Linked DNA regions of Mus musculus: regions 1, 2 and 4 are each linked to region 3. The links are chromatin loops, found by intact Hi-C in ENCODE. Cell type or tissue: left cerebral cortex. All regions are shown on one strand. Region 1 holds the start of Smarca4 (SWI/SNF related, matrix associated, actin dependent regulator of chromatin, subfamily a, member 4). Region 2 has its middle 9.7 kb from the start of Yipf2. Region 3 holds the start of Gm39305 (a long non-coding RNA gene). Region 4 overlaps Smarca4 (SWI/SNF related, matrix associated, actin dependent regulator of chromatin, subfamily a, member 4).

Evidence for each region. A loop is a pair of places that touch in the nucleus more often than their neighbours do. Peaks named below come from ENCODE experiments on the same cell type or tissue, not always from the same donor. Only the 100,000 strongest peaks of a DNase experiment are listed, where the experiment ranks them.
Region 1: it touches region 3 in a loop (2.8-fold over the local background); 14 of 42 quality-filtered maps call a loop at or near these places.
Region 2: a loop joins it to region 3, with 7 times the contacts of the local background. A loop is called at or near these places in 14 of 42 quality-filtered maps.
Region 4: a loop joins it to region 3, with 2.5 times the contacts of the local background. A loop is called at or near these places in 2 of 42 quality-filtered maps.

What each region holds. Positions count from the first base shown.
Region 1 is chr9:21,613,128-21,618,127 of GRCm38, forward strand. Smarca4 (SWI/SNF related, matrix associated, actin dependent regulator of chromatin, subfamily a, member 4) reads left to right here and starts at 3,042. Exons shown (of 34, transcript NM_001174078.1): 1 at 3,042-3,273. It overlaps Mir1946b (microRNA 1946b), which reads right to left and starts at 449; the gene lies at 317-449. In left cerebral cortex, no CTCF peak of the experiment used is centred here; DNase peaks (open chromatin) are centred at 2,931, 3,376 and 4,143; H3K4me3 peaks cover 2,543 bases; H3K27ac peaks cover 2,052 bases.
Region 2 is chr9:21,599,996-21,604,995 of GRCm38, forward strand. No RefSeq gene overlaps it. Among named protein-coding and RNA genes, the nearest start is that of Yipf2, 9.7 kb to the left of the region's middle. In left cerebral cortex, CTCF peaks have their summits at 2,201 (motif pointing right) and 4,300 (motif pointing left); a DNase peak (open chromatin) is centred at 2,205.
Region 3 is chr9:21,801,959-21,806,958 of GRCm38, forward strand. Dock6 (dedicator of cytokinesis 6) reads right to left here. Exons shown (of 50, transcript NM_177030.3): 42 at 2,761-2,892; 43 at 2,652-2,666; 44 at 1,035-1,160; 45 at 856-945; 46 at 395-631. It overlaps Gm39305 (a long non-coding RNA gene), which reads left to right and starts at 4,438. Exons shown (of 3, transcript XR_870577.2): 1 at 4,438-4,848. In left cerebral cortex, a CTCF peak has its summit at 2,621 (motif pointing left); a DNase peak (open chromatin) is centred at 2,500; H3K4me3 peaks cover 321 bases; H3K27ac peaks cover 1,216 bases.
Region 4 is chr9:21,628,184-21,633,183 of GRCm38, forward strand. It overlaps Smarca4 (SWI/SNF related, matrix associated, actin dependent regulator of chromatin, subfamily a, member 4), which reads left to right. Exons shown (of 34, transcript NM_001174078.1): 2 at 4,622-4,871. The coding sequence starts at 4,650. Among named protein-coding and RNA genes, the nearest start is that of Smarca4, 15 kb to the left of the region's middle. In left cerebral cortex, a CTCF peak has its summit at 2,654 (motif pointing right); a DNase peak (open chromatin) is centred at 2,656.

The sequences.
Region 1 (5,000 bases), 190 kb before region 3:
TGGTACGTACCTATCTAGAATGGAAAAGACCCAATTTGTTGATGCAGGTTGAGTGTTTGGCAGAGTTGCCCACTCAATAGACAGGCAGCCTGGTCTCTGTTTATCACCACCCCCTCCCACCCATTTTTCTCTCTTTTCTTTTTCTTTCTTTCTTCCTTTTTTTTTTCTTTTCTTTTCTTTTTTCTTTTTTTTTGTTATTTGTTATTTTGTTTCTCGAGACAGGGTTTCTCTGTGTAGCCCTGGCTGTCTTGGAACTCACTCTGTAGACCAGGCTGGCCTCGAACTGAGAAATCTGCCTGTCTCTGCCTCCCAAGTGCTGGGATTAAAAGCATGTGCCACCACTGCCCGGCACTTTCCCCTTTTCTTACCCTGTGAAGCAGTCTCATATAGCCAGATAGCCTCAAATTCACTCTGAAAGCTGGGCAGTGGTGGCGCACGCCTTTAATCCCAGCACTCCGGAGGCAGACCCAGGTAGATTTCTGAGTTTGAGGTCAGCCTGCTCTACAGAGTGAGTTCCAGGACAGCCAGGGCTACACAAAGAAACCCTGTCTCAAAAAAAAAAAAAAATCTCTCTGAAGCTGAGGATGACTTTGCACTATGGATCTTCATGCCTCTGCATTTCTATTTCTGAGACCACAGGCACGTGTCTCTATGCCTGTATGTCTAGTTTACTCAGTGTTGGCGATGGAACCCAGGGTTTCATGCATGCCAGTCACACACTACAAGCAAGAATTATACTCTCACCCTCCTAGTCCATAGATGATACTTAAAAAGAAATCTAGCCAGGTCGTGATGGTGCACACCTTTAGTCCAGGCAGTCAGTAGGCAACAGCAAGCAAATCTACAGATTTGAGGCCAGCCTACTGAAGGGCTACACATAGAAACCCTGTCTTGAAAAACAAAAACAGCAGGGCAGTGGTGGCGTGTGCCTTTAATCCCAGCACTTGGGAGGCAGAGGCAGGTGGCTTTCCGAGTTGAGGCCAGCTTGGTCTACAGAGTGAGTTCCAGGACAGCCAGGACTGCACAGGGAAACCCTGTCTCAAAAAAGAAAAAAAAAAAAGAAAACAATTTAAAAATATATTAAAAAAATTAAAAATCTAGTATGGCTGGTACTGGTAGCACATGCCTTTAATTATGGCACTCTGGAGACAGAGAGAGGGGAGAGAGAGAGAGAGAGAGAGAGAGAGAGAGAGAGAGAGAGAGAGAGAGAGAGAATATTCTAGTATTCCTAGTACTCAGGCGAAGCTCCTGAGTTGGAAGCAGTTCTGGCCCCCGAGAAGTGTTGGGAACGGAATGGAGGTCCTCTGCAAGGGCAAGTGCTCTTAACTGCTGAGCCACCTATCCAGTCACCAAAATTTATTTTTTTGAGAAAATTTATTTTTTTGAGAAAATCTCATTATGTAACCTTGGCAGGCCTGGAACTCACTATGTGGATAAAGTTGGCCACAAACAAAGATCAGCTTGGTGAGATTAAGGACAAATGCCACTAAACTCCGGCTGAAAATAAACCTGAAAACCAGAACTGAGCTGTGTGTGTTGGGGGTGGGGTGGGGTGGGGGGTGGTGGTGGGGAAGCAGAGGCAGGTAGATGTCAGTTCGAGGTCACCCTGGTCTCAGGATCCAGTTCCAGGTCAGCCAGAGCTACACAAAGAAACTCTGTCCTCGAAAAACAAAAACAAAACAAAACAACCAAGCGAAAATACCATGATAGTTTGCCAGTCTTGGTATCTTGGGTCTGTAACCCTAGCGTTTAAGAGGCAGTAGCAGGCCAGTGATTTAATGGCCTGAAACATTCTTTTTTGTTCTTTGTGGCAGAAAACACCCTTTTGTTTGTTTACTTAGAGAAGGTCTCACTTTGTATCCATGGCTGCCCTGGAACCTCACTATGTAAAAGACCAAGCTGGATTGGTACATGCATGCAGCACTCAGGAAGGAAGATGTCTGAGTTCGAGGCCAGCTTAGTCTAGAGCAAGTGCCAGGACAGCCACGGCTACACAAAGAAAACCCGTCTTAAAAAACTAAAGACAGCCGGGCGTGGTGGCGCACGCCTTTAATCCCAGCACTCGGGAGGCAGAGGCAGGCGGATTTCTTGAGTTCGAGGCCAGTCTGGTCTACAGAGTGAGTTCCAGGACAGCCAGGGCTACACAGAGAAACCCTGTCTCGAAAAACCAAAAAAATAAAAACAAACAAACAAACAAACAAACAAACCATAAAGACACACAACAAAAACAAGTAACACCTTGGTAACAAACTCAAGAGATCCACCTGCCTCTGCCTCCCGAACACTACCAAATATTTTAAAAACTCAACCAGAGGCATGAATCTACAGATTTGGACAGAGTTCTATGCTCCAAGGCTAATGGCTTTCTTGGAAATCAGAAGTTAAATTGTGAATATGGCTGTTTCTACCTCACACTCTGTATTTTACTTATTCATTCGGTTGCCTCCCCACAGACTGTAATAGAGGGCAGCAAGTAGCCGATAGCAGCTCAATAAATATTTGTAAAGCTAATTACTGGGCCTCAGCAGGTTCTGCAGGAAATGTGGCCAGGGCAGAGTCTTGCAGAGCAGGCAGGGCAGCGCCAGAACCAGGATCAAAGCGTTTCCCGGGCCTGCACTTAGCACCGCGTGGGCTCTGCCGGTCCTGGGATAGCTTGGCCATCTCTCCGCTTCTCTTTCCTCCCTGGGTGCTCCAACTGCTCCGAGCCTGAGGACTTTAATTTCATCCTTACTATCTCCCATCTGGACCACCCACCCCCTCCCCCAACCTTTAAGCGTCGCCGCAGTGCTACCCCCACTGCGCATGCCTCCCGGCTTGAGGCCCAGTTTCGTGCCTGGGAGGTAGATGTGCGCTTGCGCAGAGCCGCCCCGAGCCCCCCACAGGGGCGGTGCACCAGGATCTTGTGCAGCCTCTGGGCCCGCCCACCTCCTCGCGCCCTCAAAGGACTAGTACGCGTGCGCACAGCGAATGGCTGAGCATGCGCGCAGAGAGCGGAAGGGTGGGCTGGCGCGCGCACGAGGCCGGCCGGGCAGCGGAAGCAGGGCAAGTGGAGCGGGTAGACAGGGAGGCGGGGGCGCGCGGCGGGCGCGTGCGGTGGGGGGGGGTGGCCTGGCGAAGCCCAGCGGGCGCGCGCGCGAGGCTTTCCCACTCGCTTGGCAGCGGCGGAGACGGCTTCTTTGTTTCCTGAGGAGAAGCGAGACGCCCACTCTGTCCCCGACCCCTCGTGGAGGGTTGGGGGCGGCGCCAGGAAGGTTACGGCGCCGTTACCTCCAGGTAAGGAATGGAGGCTCCCGGGCGGAACCAGGCTCCCGGGGCTTGGGCAAGACGGTTTGAATGAAGCGGAGGCGCCGGGAGGGGGAGGGGGCAGCTGGGCGACCAAAGCGGGGTCGCGGTACGGCGGCGCCTGAGGGTCAAGAAGCCCTGCGCGCGCGTCTCAGGCCGCAGTGCAGCGAGACCGCGGCGGCTTCCTGACTGTGGCCGGCGAGGCGGGTGGCTCTGGGCCGCGTGAAGGCCGCGCGCGCGTTCTCGTAGGGTCTTGGACAAAGCTTCTTCCCTTTGGCGTTTCAGAGATCCAGATCCCCCACTTTAATTTCTGTGGACCCCAACTTTGAACAGTGGCTAGGTGTCGTGGGCTTTTCTGGCCTCGTTTGTAACGGGTGGGATCCCAATGCCCTGTGGTCGGGCGTCGGGAGCAACATTTTTACCTCAGTTATTGATGCCCAGTGTAGCTTGGACACAGTCATGAGCCCTCTTCGGTCTCCAGACCTTACTTTCTTCATGTTTATTATTTTTTTTTTTGATAAATTTCATTATTGCAGATTTTGAAGGAAAAATAAAGAATTTCTTCCATGGCTTCAAAATGTTTGCCTAAAAAGTGAAAGATGCCTGGGGACGTTTGCTCTCGGCGGCATTGTTTTTCTTTTGAGTCCCTTGGCCCTTCCCAGTTTTTAAGATAGGGTTTTTTATTTTAAAACACCGAAGGCAAGTGTTTTGTGCGGGTCCGAAGACATCTACTTGATCCCTTTTACCTCCAGTGACTCCTCAGGAACTAGAAACAAGTTTTTGTTTGAACTGACAGACAGCCTTTGAGTTTGATGCCCAGCGCCGGCTGCTGTCAGCTTGCTGTGTGGCCTTAGGCGAAATCGCTAATCTCGCCAAACCTCTTGGTTTCCTCCTTTGTACAAGGGAATTACTTTCGCTGTTAGGATTGGGAAGAACTAGGCAAATCGTTCCTACATCATCATTATTCTGATTTTGAAGACAGACTCTTATAACCTAGGCTGACATCCAGCTCCTCATGTAGACCAGGCTGGCTTCATCCTCACTTTGCTGCCTCCACCTCCCAAGTGCTGGGATGATGTTCAGCCAGGCTTCCTGCCCTGTTCTTTGTTCTTGACTGGTCCAGCAGATAGTTGAATCTTTTACTTTGTGTTACATGTCTGGTAGGGGAATGGGCAGTAAATATGGGGACGTTTCTCCTTGGCCTGCATGTGTATTAATTCATTAAGAAGTTTTGGGTTTGTTTTGATTCTCCTGGCCCCCTTCTGTTCTCACTGTATAGTCCTGGCTGTCCTAGAACTCTGTTACCGGCTGCCCTCAAATTCACACAGATTGGCCGCCTCTGCCCTCTGAGTACTGGGATTAAACTCTTGCATTAGCAAAGCCCTTAAGGCCACTTATGTTTTATTTTTATTTATTTATTATTTTTTATTTTTTAAGATTTATTTATTATTATATCTAAGTACACTGTAGCTGTCTTCAGACTCTCATTTCGGATAATTGTGAGCCACCATGTGGTTGCTGGGATTTGAACTCAGGACCTTCTAAAAGGCAGTCAGTGCTCTTAACCACTGAGCCATCTCTCCTGCCCTTGTTTTTTTTTTTTTTTAATTAATTCAGTTTTGTTTGTTTTTTGTTTTTCCAGACAGGGTTTCTCTGTATAGCCCTAGCTGTCCTGGAACTCACTCTGTAGACCAAGGTGGCCTTGAACTTAGAAATTT
Region 2 (5,000 bases), 200 kb before region 3:
ATTTGCAAAAGAGGCAAACATCAGGACCTGGGCTATATGTTCCATCCACCATCTGTAGATGACAGCCTGGACTTCAGGAAGATACCTCTCAGGGTAATGGGTAGACCCTGGAGGGTGACAGTCCTTAGACTTCATTGCCCTTAGCCAGCCAAGTACTGGCCTTGCACATACCAGTGTTTACTTAGCCCAGCTAATTCACCAATTCACCAGGTTTGCAGTCTGGTTGTCCATACCTGCACTCTGTTAAAGCCAGGTGCTCTGTGAGCCTGCCTCTGAAGCTCTTCATGATTGAGATCTATAGTTCTCAGCCAGCCACCTACCCCCTTCTAGGTTTGGTCCCCTGATAGGCACAGCTAGCCAGCCCTCTTGTTAGGTTCTGCACCGAGGGAGCCAACCAAGGTGGAATGGTGTGATAAGTGTAGCTGACTTCAGTTGTGTTCACCCAGCATATAGGGAGCCCCAGGCTCCAGCCTGATGACCATTAATAGGTCTTGTACAATCTGTAACCTCAGCACTTTTCTCTGACTAAAGGGAGGCTCCTTAATACTCAATACCTCGAGTATGTAGTGATCCGGTTCAAGGCCAGCCTGGGCCAAATGAGACCCTATCTCAAAAACAAAAAACTCGACAAGAAAGGAGATTAGGAAAAACTTTCGCAGATTCTTTCCTGCTGATATTTCCTAAATAATGAAGTATAAAGCTAGGTATGGTGGCTTACATCTGCTATCCTAGACAAGAAGAGGCTGAGGCAGGAGGATCAGTACAGTCTTAAAGCTAGCCTGAGCTGTGACCTAGTGGTGCTGATGATGTTGCTGGGAACACTTGCCTAGCATACACAAGGCCCTAGCTTCCATTCTGGTACCAGAAACAATAAGATCTCTGTGAGTCCCAAGCCAGGCAGAGCTCCACAGGGAGACCCAGTGTAATAAACAAACAAATGTCGGCCATCAAGCATGATCCTAGAGCGCCCACAAAAGAGGAAGGAGAGGGGCCTGAAGAGAGAAAATAAAAGGTTAAAACAATTAAGTGGAAGGAGCCAGGAAGTGGTGGCATACACTTTTGATCCCAGCAACTCGGGAGGCTGAGGAAGGTGGGTCTCTGTGATTTTGATGCTAGCCTGGCCTACAAAGCTAGTTCCAGGACAGCCAAGACTACACAAAGAAACCCTGGGAAAACACAAAAACAACAGCAATGTGGGAAGAGAGAACTAACTCCACAGAGTTATCCTCTGACCTCACACACAGACTGGGGTGTGGCTGAGTACATATACACACACACACACAGCTGGGGGCGGGATAATTATTTGAAGATTTCACTTTTAGTTTCATTTATGAATGTTTGCTTGTGAAATGTGTGTAGTGCCACTGGAGGACTGAAGACGGTGTCTCTGATCTTTTGGAGCTGGAGTTACAGGAGGTTGGGAGCCACCATATGGAGTTGGGAACTGAATCTGGGTTCTTTATAAGCATACTTGGTATCTCTCTAACCCCAACATGGGTACTGGGAATGGAATCTGGGTCCTTTCCAAGAGCAGCCAGGTGTATAGTGTGCTGGATAGTTTTATGTCAACTTGGCACAGGTTAGCATCATCTGAGAGGAGGTAGCCTCTGTAAGATCATGCTGTAGGCAGGCCGGCCTGTAGGGAACTTTCTAAATGAATGATCGATGAGAGAGGACCCAGCCCATTGTGTGTGGTTCCACTCCTGAGCTGGTGGTCCTGAGTTCTGTAAGAAAGGCTGAACACACATGCCGGGCGATGGTGGCGCACGCCTTTAATCCCAGCACTTGGGAGGAAGAGGCAGGCAGATTTCTGAGTTCAAGGCCAGCCTGGTCTACAAAGTGTGTGCCAGGACAGCCAGGGCTACAAAGAGAGACCCTGTCTCAAAAAAAAAAAAAAAAAAAAAAAAAAAAAAAAAAGCAAGGCTGAACCTGTGCCTCCCCAGCTTGGGACACTGGTATCTCCAGCTTCTCATGTGCTCCCAAAGGTCAATGGTCAAATCCATCCGTACACTTGTTGCAGCAAACATTTTACCCACTGCTCCATAGCTCCATCCCTAAGTTTCTTTTTACTGAAAAATATATGCTACTGCCTACATGTCCCATGGCTTGCGTTTCTTGCACCAGCATTTGGTCACTCGGCAACAGAAGAGATTGACTTTGGGGTGGTGGCCGTGCATGTGTTTATTCTGATTAATGGACACCAGAGGGCGCCAAAGCTCCTCATTCCCAGCTAGGGCTTCTCTGTTTTGCCCTGAGCAAGGCCCAGCAGAGCAGGTGAGGGGATTAAGGTAGACTAGCTTTGACATATAAAACAAACAAACAAACAACAACAACAAAACAACAGAATTTCAAAGAGGATGAGGCTCAGTTGAATGTTTGCCTAGCACACATTCACGTCCAGTACTTCAAGCTAGACATGATATTGGCTCGCACCTGTAATCTTAGCACACAGGAGTTAGAGGCAGGAGGATCAGTTCAAGGATATAGTGAATTACAAGCCATCCTGAGAGGCTGAGAGCCTATCTTGAAAAAAAAAACAAAACGAGAGATAGAGTCTGAGAAGCAGAGGCAGGTGGGTTTCTGTAATTTTAAGGCTACATAGTGAGACCCTGTCTCAAAGAAATATGGAAAAGAAAACCCCAACTAACTCCTAACCAAAGTGGCTCAAGGCTTAAGTTGCAATGATCTAGGTTGATGGCTGTTGGAGGGTGCTCCAGTTTGTGGCAGCTGGGGCCATGAGGAGCTAAAGAGCACTTGTAGAAAGCTCCACACAATGGTCTGGATTAATGATGGCACATTTCAAAACTTGTGACTAAAAAAATAAATTGCAAAATGCAAGTCCTACATAGCGGCACACGCCTGTGATCCTAGCCCTCAGGAGGCAGAGGCAGATGAATCTCTGTGAGTTTGAAGCCGGGCTGGTCTATAGAGTGAGGTCCAAGACAGCAGAGCTATATAGTGAGACCCTGTCTTAAAAAAGACAAAAGAAGCCAGGTGTGGTGGTACATGCCTTTAATCCCAGCACTCGGGAGGCAGAGGTAGGTGGATTTCTTAATTCAAAGCCAGCCTGGTCTGGAAAGTGAGCTCCTAGACAGCCAGAGAAACCTGTCTCAGAAAAACAAAAAACAAGAGGGCTGGAGAGATGGCTCAGCAGATCTGCCTGTTTCTGCCTCTTGAGTGCAGGGATTAAAGGCGTGCGCCACCACGCCATGCTTAAGAAGTGTATTGTCTCCTTCCATCATGTGGGTTCTGGGGATTGAACTCAGGTTGTCAGGCTTGGCAGCAAATGCCTTCACCCCTAGACAGAGTCTCTCAATGTTTACCTCAGTCAAGCTAACTGGCACTGTCTTCTACCATCCGTACCCCTTTCAGTGTGCTGTACACACCCACTGTACTACTGTATCCATGGTTGCTTGGGTTCTGGGGAATCGGAACTCAGGTTGTCAGGCTTACCCAGTGTCTGTTGCACCATGACCAAGCACCTTATAAAAGAAAGCGTTGACTATGAGCTCATAGTTCCAGAGGGTTGAGCCTGTGGCCACCGTAGTGGAGAACAGGCAGCAGGCAAGCATAGCCCTGGAGCAGAAGCTGAGAGCCACCAGGAATGGCATGGGTGTGAGCCTTTGAAATGTCAGAGCCTACTCTCAGTGATACCTACTCCAGCAAGGCCAAAAAGTTCCATTACACAGGGACAAAGCATTCAAACATGAACCTATGAGGGATGTTCTCATTCAAACACCATATTCCACCCGCTGGCCTCCATAGACATAACGCACAGTGCAGTTAGTCCAACTTCAAAAGCCCACCCCTTCCTGGTTTCTCATTCTGGTGTGTCTTTTGAGCTTCTTCAGGGGCCCCTCTTTCCTGCAGAAGGGATATTTCAACAATATTTGTGTGTGATCACATGTGTGCAGGTTGGAAGGATTGGTTATTGTCTACCATGTGGATCCTAGGGACCACACTCAGGTCCTCTGCCTTGGCAGGAAGTTGCTAGCCCTAACAGTGGTCTCCGGTAGCCATCCAGCTGAGACAGCTCTGGCAGCAGAGCTTCAGGTGGGGGTCACAGTGTAGCCCTGAGTTCCATACCTGGGTCACTAGAAACTGTTTCAAGGTCCCAGCTGCAAACAGTGCATTGTCACCCTCTAGGCTGAGAACTCACTGCAATAAGAAAGTCAAGAGAGGGACTGGAAAGATGGCTCAGCGGTTAAGAGCACCGACTGCTCTTCCGAAGGTCCTGAGTTCAAATCCCAGCAACCACATGGTGGCTCACAACCATCTGTAACGAGATTTGTCGCCCCCTTCTGGAGTGTCTGAAGACAACTACAGTATACTTACATATAATAAGTAAATAAGTCTTTAAAAACAAACAAACAAAAAAAAAACAAACAAAAAAAAACAAGAAAGCCAAGAGAGGGTTTGGCCCTTGTCATTTGATGCCACATTTGTCAGGTTTTTACTGATTGTTTTTTTGTTTTACACCTTATTTCCATACACACATGTAACTGATTAGGATCACAAGGTGCAGAGGCCATGAGCCTGGCCACACATGGGGAGTCAGTCCTACTGGATCGGATCGGGGAGTGGCTTGCTCTTTCCTGTCCCATGAGATGGGAAGAGCTGCCCTTGGTTGCTACTGATGGCTTACTGGAGTACCGAGCTGCACCACATGTTGTCCATCTGGCTTGGCACCCCCAGCGGACCAGGAAGTTCTGGTCTTCTGTTTTCTTGTCTGGGCTGTTATGTCTGTACACTGACCCTATCCAGTGTGAGCTGTTATTCCTATGTAAATAAAGTTCTCATGTGTTCACCCTTCCCTGCCTGCCTGCACTATTCTTGAAGCAGGTACGGCAAGGTATGGCAAGCACACATTTGGACACAGGAAAATCAGCTATCTCTTTAAATATGGAGTCAGGGACCATTGTAGATGCCATTAGCAAGTTTAGGGACAGGAAGGAGCAAGCCACTCCCTAATCCAGCAGGAGAGACTCCCCATCTGTAGT
Region 3 (5,000 bases):
GGATACACCTGCTGGGGCCTGTGATGTTCTGTGGGGCAGGAGGGTCCCAGGCTATGATCAGTGCTGGAGATCTGTGCTCCCTGGTGGGTCTTGACTCAGCTGGGGTTTCTGGTCTGTTTCACTTGCTGTTTGCCCTCGGGTCTAGGGACTCTACAGTTGAGATATCCACATTTCTCCAGGCTGGATGGTAGAGGCTTGCATCTGGAGCCTACAGCCTGGGTCCTTCTACTGCCCAAACCCAATCTGCTATATCCCCATCTCTTTCTTCCCAAATCCAGCATCCCTGAAATGCACTGTTTGTGGGGTTCCTCTGCCTTTTCCTCCCTGGAAAAGTCTCCCCCTGGACCTTGAGTCCCCGAATCTCCCTCCCCTCCCTAGGGGTCTGGGGTCCCACCTCCTCACGGTGGCACACTCGGATGCGTGTCTTGATGTAGGGAAAGGCATGCTCCGTGCTCAGCAGCGTCTTGCGTTTGTGCTGTTCGGCCAACTCTCCGTGCGCACGTCCATCTGGTGTGAAGGGTGTGCAGAAGAGGAAGGCCCGCAGCCCATAGTTCCGATCGAAGTAGGTCACCCGATCCTTGAGCTCATAAGTGTCGAAATGTGGCTCCACATAGGTTATCTGTATGTACGCCTGGAACACGGGGCCGAGTAAGAGGATGGGAGTGGTGCGGGGTCCACCTGACACCACAGCTCCAGCCTGAGGTCCTGGTCCCTGCAGGCCTGAACCCTTTGAATCGAAAGGCCCAGCTCTTCCTATAACTGGATGTACCAGACTCTCCCAAGAAACCGGACTTGCCCCCACCATGCAAACGCCAATATTGGATTTTGGGGGCAGGGAGGGACCAGAGGACCCACCTTCTGTGGGTCCAGCTTGGACTTGTCCACTGGGTTAGAATCTTTGATGATCTCTACCACATCATCCCCGAACCTTTCCGTATAGAACTCCTAAAGACACGGGGTTGACTCCGGGTCAGCTGGGGCAGCCCCCACTGTAACTCACATTGCCTAGCCCACCTCCCAGCGCCAGGACGTGCCTCCAGCCGGTGTGAGATCTCTGCAAGCTTCGTGATTGACGGTTCCTTGTACACAAACTCTTGTTCATCCAGGTCACCAAATCGTGTGCCATAGAAGCCCACTCGGAAATATGTCCCAAATACACGCTGGGCTGAGAGAAGCCAGTGGTGTTGGCATGGAGGCCTCTCTGCAGATGGCCTCTACTCCAGACACACTCAGGGTGGGATGGAGAGGGAACCAAGCTGGGATGGGGAACCCTGAACCTCAGGAGCCTGTCTGGGGATCTCAGACACAGGGGTGAGACAGAGGAACATGCCAGGGGACCCGGATCACAAAGGCTGGTCACCGGCTTTTCACGTGTATATGTGTGCTGCGATTGAACTCAGAGGCCCCGTGTTAAGGGAGCACTCCAGGGCTGAGTAACACCCCAGCTTCTCACTGCAAGATTCCAGCTTGGGACTCTATGGCTTTGCTAAGACCCCAGCCAAATTTTTTTTTAACTTAAAAAAATTGTTTGCTTGTTTATTTATTTGAGACAGGATCTCTCTACATAACCCTGGCTGACCTGGAACTCACTATGTAGACCAGGGTATCCTCCTGTCTCAGCCTTCTGAGTTCCAGTCTTATGTCAATTTCCTTGCTTAACATAAACTTGAGTTTCTGTAGTTTTCACCGGCTGGGCACTCATCATAGGCATTCCAATAGCAAATTAGAGTGGAGTTGCTCCCAGCTCTACCTCAGTACCCATGGGACCCAGGCCTACCAGGTGCCCTGGTGACTGAGTGGCTAAGGAACATACTGAGCTGCCTCCTGTCCTGGGATGCTAGGCTCTAGCTCTAGGATATTCTCTCTGTTTTTAGCCCCATATGTGGAAGGGGCTAAAAACACCCCTAGACACCATTCCCCAACCCATGGGGGAAGGAGGTGGGATCATTCCAAATTCACTCACCAAAGCCGATCCAGACAGGGTGGGGCAGACATTGTGTGGCCAGAAACAAGAATGGAAAGATGGGAGACAGAGAGATGCAGTCATTGGAGAGGTCAGAGGTCAGAGTTACCCCTCCCAGGGTCCTGCTTATACCCCCCTATGAGAATCGTTCTGTAGAGGGAGAAGGAGATCTCCGATGCAGGAAAGGCGGGGACCTACCCACTTGCCCCCACCCAGCCTGCCTAGGGCTCTGGGTTTCTGCCATCTTTGGCCAGAAAATTCTCCCTCAACTGAGAGATGCCTAAAAATAGAAAGGAGAAGGCAAGGCGGGATTTGTGGGGAGCACCCTGACAGAGATGAGGAGTAGTTGTCCCGAGCAAAGCCGGGAGTCGGGAGACTGAGATGGAGAGAGCGTGGGAGCCCTAAGGCAGAGGGAGAAAAGGAATGAGACGGAGAGGGAGAGATAGCCCCATTCCTCTTCCACCCACAGTCCTGGTGGTGACTGAGCTGGTCCTACCCGAGGGAGGGGTGTCTCTGGAGAGTTCCCAGCTGGGTGACTCACAGGCTGCCCCTGAGATGGGGCATTTGGGGGAAGGGAATAAGTAGGGGACTGTGCGTCATCAACCACTGAGCTCAGGCCCCTATGGAGGGGTGCCATGCTGTTCTGGCGCCCCCTAGTGTTCGTTGACCACTGTTCACCAGGACTCACCTCCCAGCCAGAGCTCTGTGGGAAAAGAGGAGGCAAGATTAGGGGTCCCAGGTCAAGGAGGGGCTGGAGAGGGCCTACCCGGGAATGGGAGCAGCGGCCTAGGGCCCACCTGGTGCATAATCTTGGTGAAGGCCTCCTGCAGTTTCCCGTGCACCGCAGCCAGCTTCTTGTAGTCTCTGTGGGCTTCAAGGATGGGGATAAGGTTTTTGTAGACTTCGTTCACCGCTTCATACAGACCACCCTGGGGAATGGGAGAAGTGAGGTGAGGAGCCCCGAAACCTTCAGTGTACCCTGAACCCCAGGCTGCCCCTTCCCAATCACCTCCCATTACCCTGACAACCCTACTCTAGATAGAAAGGACATGTCTTCTTGGTTAGGCCCCCACTGTGGCCTCCACACCTTCTCACAAACATCTACCAAGGTCCAAGGCCTGTGGATTCTGTACTGGTTCCTCCTCAGTGGGAAGAGAGGACAGGTTTTGTGATGGTGAGACTAGGGAAGGGGCCCAGAGCTTCTGAAATGTGCCAGGCAAACACTTGATCCACCATTGAGCTACATCACCTCCCAGTTTGCTTTAAGAAAATAAAAAATAAAAAGCCAGGACAGAAGAGATGGCTCCATGGCTAAAAGCACTGGCTGCTCCTACAGAGGACCTGGGTTTCATTCCTAGCACCTACATGGTGGCTCACAACTGTCTGTAACTTCAGTTACAGGGAATCCAGGACCCTCTTCTGACCTCTACAGGTACCAAGCACATAGATGGTACCAACACATACATGCAAACACTCATTCAGGTAAAATAAAAATAAATCTTATTTTTAATTAAAAATATTTTAGCTGGGCGGTGGTGGAACATGCCTTTAATCCTAGCACTTGAGAAGCAGAGGCAGGTGGATCTCTGAGTTTGAGGCCAGCCTGGTCTACAGAGTGGGTTCCAGGACAGACAGGGCTATGTAGAGAGATGCTCCCCCCTTAAAAAAAAAAAAAACCACCACCAACAACAAAAGATAAAAGAGGAAGGAAGGAAGGAAGGAAGGAAGGAAGGAAGGAAGGAAGGAAGAAAGAAGGAAGATCTAGGCAGCTTGGGTCATGTACTGAGATACTGTCACAAAACAACAGACATCCAAGGGTACTGACGAGTCTGTGGGTGTGGGGCTTAGGTTTGTCTGTCGGTCACCTTGACACAAGCTAAGGCAATCGGAGAAGGAGCCTCAGGTTGAGAAAATGTCTCCTTGGGACACTTTTGTGATTCGTGACTGATGTGGAGGTGGAGCACCCACTGGCTGGTGACCAGGAGAGCAAGCAGTGAGCTGTGGTGCAGTCTGTGCACTAGCTCCCACCTCCAGGTTCCTGTCCTGAGGTCCCTCAGAGGTGCACTGTTCCCTGAAAGTGTGAGGCAAAATCAACCCTTTCCTCTCCAGGGTGTTTTTGGTCCTGGTGTTGATCACAGCAAGAGAAAGGGAAGGAGGGCTTCGGGAAAAGGCACGTGCCACTCAGCCTGATGACCTGGGTTCAATCCCAGGAGTCCACATGGCAGGAGAGGACTAACTTCTACAGGTTGTCCTCTGACCACACTTCACACACGCACGCACGCACACATAGACACACACACACTAAACCCTAGGTTCCCTCCTACCACTACACTGAGGAGGAGGGGGGGAGAGTGAGAGGGAAGGAGGAGGAGGAAGAGGGAGAGGAGGAAGAGGGAGAGGAGGAAGAGGGAGAGGAGGAAGAGGGAGGGGAGGAAGAGGAGAAGGAATCTTAATCCCAGGAAGGAGGGAAGTGGTAACTGGCTTTCCTGTTTTGAGCTTTTTTAGATTAAGAGACTCAGGAAGTGGCCTCTGGACAAGCCTACAGTGGGGTCTGTGGAGTTGCATGTGTGCTAACGCCTCCAGCCTATGTATATAACCCAGACTGATCCTGGCTGTGAACTCTGGACTGCAGGGGGACAATGTTGTATCTGTCAATGGAGCTTTATCGATTGGAACCAACATACAAGCCAGAGTGGGGTGTTGACAATGGGGGAGGCTGTGTATATTGGGGGAAGAGGATATGCATGCAAACCACGTCTGGTGCCACTCCTGCAAACCCTGTGATCTAGAGGTGGAAGCATGAGGACCAAGAGTTCAAGGCCATCCTCCACTCTATAGGGGACCTGAGGAATGCCCAGGCTATTGTAAGCCTTTCTCTCAAAAAGGTAAAGGGGAAACATGGGAGGAGATATACTCAAAGTGCTTTATGGGTTGGCATGACAACCTGGTAAGAAACCTTAAAAAGCACGCCCTCCCCAACAAGACACATAGACAGTTTTTATTCTTCCCACTCACTTAACTGTGGACTGAAAACTCT
Region 4 (5,000 bases), 170 kb before region 3:
GGAGGGCGTAGGAGACAGGGCCTTGCTAGAGGAAGTAGCTCAGGTAGGTAGGGATTTAAGAGTGTATAGCCTTACCCTACTTTTTCTTCTTTTTACTTGTGACTGAGGATAGGACCTCACAGCTGCCTGCCACTTGCTGCCATACTTCCACACAGACATGATGGACTCTTAGTCCTTTAGAACCATAACCTGGAATGTAGTCTCTTTTCTATAGTCATGGTGTTTTATCACAACAATGAGTAACTAATAAACCTTCAAAAGCTGATCTGTTTTGTTTGTTTGTTTTCTTTTTTTCTTTTTGAGGTAGGGCTTGTGCTACATTTGATTTCCTGGACATGTCTCAATATGTAGACCAGGCTGGGCTGGCCTCTTAATTTGAGATCTGCTTACTGCTGCTCCATGTGTTGTGATTAAAGGCCTGTGATCACAGGTCTGGTCCTCAAAGGGTCAATGGGAAGTTAAGGGCAGCAGAATCTAGAGTTCCAGCCTGGGCTACACTATAAGATAATTTTTTTTTTTTTTTAAAGATTTATTTATTATATGTAAGTACACTGTAGCTGTCTTCAGACACTCCAGAAGAGGGAATCAGATCTTGTTACAGATGGTTGTGAGCCACCATGTGGTTGCTGGGATTTGAACTAAGGACCTTTGGAAGAGCAGTCGGGTGCTCTTACCTGCTGAGCCATCTCACCAGCCCAAGATAATGTCTTAAAAAACAAAGTATTGTCAGTTCAGGAGTATTGTTGAGCAGAGGCTAGAGCAGTCAAATGCCCTTGCTTTCAGCTCATTGACAGAGAAGAAGTTGGCTTGTACTGGGTTTGGGGTTGTTGGAGATGATGAACCAGAGTTTCTGGTGCTGTTGCAGGTTTGACTCAGCTTACCTTGCTTCCTCTAGCTGCCCAGGAAGTGGAGGATCCCATAGGATTAATGCTTTCTTCAGGTAGCAGGCACCTATAGTTTTGTCAGGACTGTTTTCTTTTTTTTTTTTTTTTTTTTTTAAAGATTTATTTATTTATTATATGTAAGTACACTGTAGCTGTCTTCAGACACTCCAGAAGAGGGCGTCAGATCTTGTTACAGATGGTTGTGAGCCACCATGTGGTTGCTGGGATTTGAACTCTGGACCTTCAGAAGAGCAGTCGGGTGCTCTTACCCACTGAGCCATCTCACCAGCCCTGTTTTCTTTTTTTAATTGAGACAGGGTTTCTTTGTGTAGCCCTGGCTATCCTAGAACTAGCTCTGTAGACCAGGCTGACCCTGAAATCAGATCTACCTGCCAGCCTCCCACCCAGGTACTTTGCTTTTTCTTCTCATTAGCCTAAGAACTGAATGGAAAAAAATGTGTTTTGCCTGCATGGTGTACCTGCGCACCACTTTTGTTACTGGTACCTGTGTGTGGAGGCCAGAAGATAGCTATTGGCTCGTCTAGACCTGGAGTTAGAGACAGTTGTTCCCTGCCTTGCGCCTCTGCTCTTTCTGTATCTCTTAGTGATAAAAATATATTATGGTATCACCAGGAAAGGTAATTTAGATAGAAGGGAATTGTATCTCAGACCCTGTCTCAAGCTACAGAGTTGTTGTAATGCTTTTGGACTGAGTAGCTACAAAGAAACGACTTTCCCATGGTTTAACTTTTTTTGTTGTTGTTAAATATACATGTGTTTGTAGTATGTATATGTGTGAGCCATCTCATGAACCCTCACAGTTCTTTTTATGGTTTTGCACAAGGGCATATATGTGTATGTAGAGGCCAGTGGCTAATCTTGGTTGTCGACCTTTGAGAGAAGGTCTTTTATTGTTCTGGGGCAAACCTAAGACTTCATGTATGCTATTCATGTGCTATTCCGCTCAATTACACCAGGCCCTGAGTGAGTGAGTTAGTTTCTTTCTACTGTTGTATAGGATGGGTATCATGGCTCATGATTTTAATCCAGGTGACTCTCTGGTTTGATGGCTCAGTGGGTAAGAGCACCCGACTGCTCTTCCGAAGGTCTGGAGTTCAAATCCCAGCAACCACATGGTGGCTCACAACCATCCATAATGAGATCTGACTCCCTCTTCTGGAGTGTCTGAAGACAAGCTACAGTGTACCTGCATATAATAAATGAATCTTTTACAAAAATTACAAAAAACCCAATGTGTGTGTTTATGCGTTTATACATATATAAATACATATATATTTATTTTTTCTTTTTCATTGTCAGTGTGTGTATACACTTAAGTTGAATGCCAGTGGAAGCCACAAGAGGATATCAGATTCTCTAGAGCTGGAGTTACGGACACACACTAAAAGAAGAAAGTTCCCAGCGTGGGTGCTGGGAATTAAAACTCAGGTCTTACAGAAGAGCAGCAAACACTTTTACACTTTTCTTTTCCTTTCTTTTCTTTTCTTTTCCTTTCTTTTCTTTTCCTTTCTTTTCTTTTCCTTTCTTTTGGTTTTGGTTTTGGTTTTTGAGACAGGGTTTCTCTGTGTAGCCCTTGCTGTCCTGGAACTCACTTTGTAGATCATGCTGGCCTCGAACTCAGAAATCTGCCTGCCTCTGCCTCCCTAGTGCTGGGATTAAAGGTGTGCGCCACCATGCCCGGCTCATTTTTCTTTTTCAAAGATTTATTATATATACAGTGTTTTGCCTGCCTGCATGCCTGCAGCCAGAAGAGGGCACCAGATCTCTCTATAGATGGCAAGTAACCATGTTACTGGGATTAAATTCAGTACCTCTGGAAGAGCAAGCCTGCACTCTTAACTGCCAAGCCATCCTCTCTCTAGCTAGCCCCTCTCCCCCTTTTTTCTTTTCTTTTCTTCTTCTTTTTGTGTACCTTTGGCTGTCCTGGAACCTTCTATGTAGACCAGGCTGAATATTTTTTTGTTGTTGTTGTTGTTTTCTTTTGTTGTTGTTTGTTTTTCAAGGCAGGGTTTCTCTGTGTAGCCCTGGCTGTCCTGGAACTCACTCTGTAGACCAGGCTGGCCTCAAACTCAGAAATCTACCTGCCTCTGCCTCCCAAGTTCTGGGATTAAAGGTGTGCGCCTCCACTGCCCGGTGACCAGGCTGATCTTGAGCTCACAGAGATCCATCTGCCTGTGCCACCTGAGTGCCGAGAATAAAGATGTGAGCTACCACACCCACTTGAGCAGCAAAGATTCATAGCTGCTGAGCCATTTCTTCAGCCCTCTGTATTCTATTTTTATTTTTGTGAGTGTTTTTGTATTTATGTACTTGGTATGTAGACCCTGTCTCAAATGTGAGACGCTCAAGATTATCCTCTGGCCTCCACACACAACATACATGCCTGTATTTGAGTATGTGCTAGTCCCTGGGCTTGTGTGTTGTTGTGGCACACATCTGGAAGAAGACAGACTGTAAAACTCAGTTCTTTCTTTTACCGTGTGGATCCTGGAATTTGAACTCAAATTAGGCTTGGTAGCCTTTACCTGCTGAATCATTTTGCTAGTTCCCTCACCCCAACCCTCATTTTTGAGATCGGCTTTTGCTGTAGCTCTCTGTGTCCAGTATCCTGAATAATGGAATTTCAGGTGTGTGTTACCATGCCTAGCCCTGAATTTGTCTTTTAAATATTAATACATTTATTTCTTCTTTTAGTGTGTGTCTGCCTGTGTGTGTGAACGAGTGTGTATGTTTGTGTGTGCATGTAGAGGTGAGGCTGGTGTTTTCCTTAGTTATTCTTCACCTTATTATTTGAAGCAGAGTCTCTTAATGGATCTGGTTCTTTTTTTTTTTTTTTTTTTTTTGGTTTTTCGAGGCAGGGTTTCTCTGTCATCCTGGCTGTCCTGGAACTCACTCTGTAGACCAGGCTGGCCTCGAACTCAGAAATCTGCCTGCCTCTGTCTCCGGAGTGCTGGGATTAAAGGCATGCGCCACCATGCCTCGATTTCCAGCCTTCCTTTTACCAGTTGTTTATCTCTGTAAGGACAAGTTAAAGACCTTGACTGTGGCTTTGCTTGGAAGTTTTCCCTCCATGTTGAACTACTTCTTTGTGGACCGGATGCTGATTAGCACTCACTGATTGTTTTTGTGTGTCTGTCTGACTGCCTGTCTTGTTCATGACCTTCATGAACAAGAGAACAGATGACTCCACAGTTAAAGGATAATTTGAGAGTTGCCCCACAGTCTGCTGGGGACCTAGTTGATCTTGGAGGTAATGGGAGGACATTGTCCCACTGACCACATCAAGTGTAGCTTCCTAGAGTGATTATTGGTCAGTTTCCCCAGTCTGTCACTTTATAGTTAGATAAGGCTGGGCAATACGCAGAAGTAATTTTGTGGTAGGGTGGGGAGTGAGACAGGGTCTCCCTATGCAGTCCTGGCTGGCCTGGAACTAGTATAGAACTCAAATTAAGAGATCCTCTGCCTCCCTATTTCTGGGGTCATGGACATGCACCATCATTCCCTGCTTTCTGAGCTGATTTCTTTTCCTGAGATAACATTGTTTTTCCCAAAAAGAATAAAAGAAAGGTTTGGAACAAAGGTTAGGTATCAGGCCTACAAGATGGGGCTCAGTGGTCTGGGTGAACCTGACTGACCTTTGGGCCCTTCTTTGCTGTTCTTGACATAACTGAACCCCTGTCCCAGATTCTAGGATGACCAGAATTTCTTTCCAACAGGAGACCAGTGCCTGTAGCTCCAGTAAAGATGTCTACTCCAGACCCACCCTTGGGTGGGACTCCTCGGCCTGGTCCTTCCCCAGGCCCTGGTCCTTCACCTGGTGCAATGCTGGGTCCTAGCCCTGGCCCCTCACCAGGTTCTGCCCACAGCATGATGGGGCCAAGCCCAGGACCTCCTTCAGCAGGACATCCCATGCCCACCCAGGGGCCTGGAGGGTACCCCCAGGACAACATGCATCAGATGCACAAGGTAGGCATCCTGTGATCTCAGTCCTGTACTCTGTTCCTGAGACTTGCCTTGGTGTCTCATACAAAGCTGCCAGAGCCTCCGGACATTAGAGGAGAGAGGTCTGTGGAGGTGACTTGGCTTAGTTCAGGG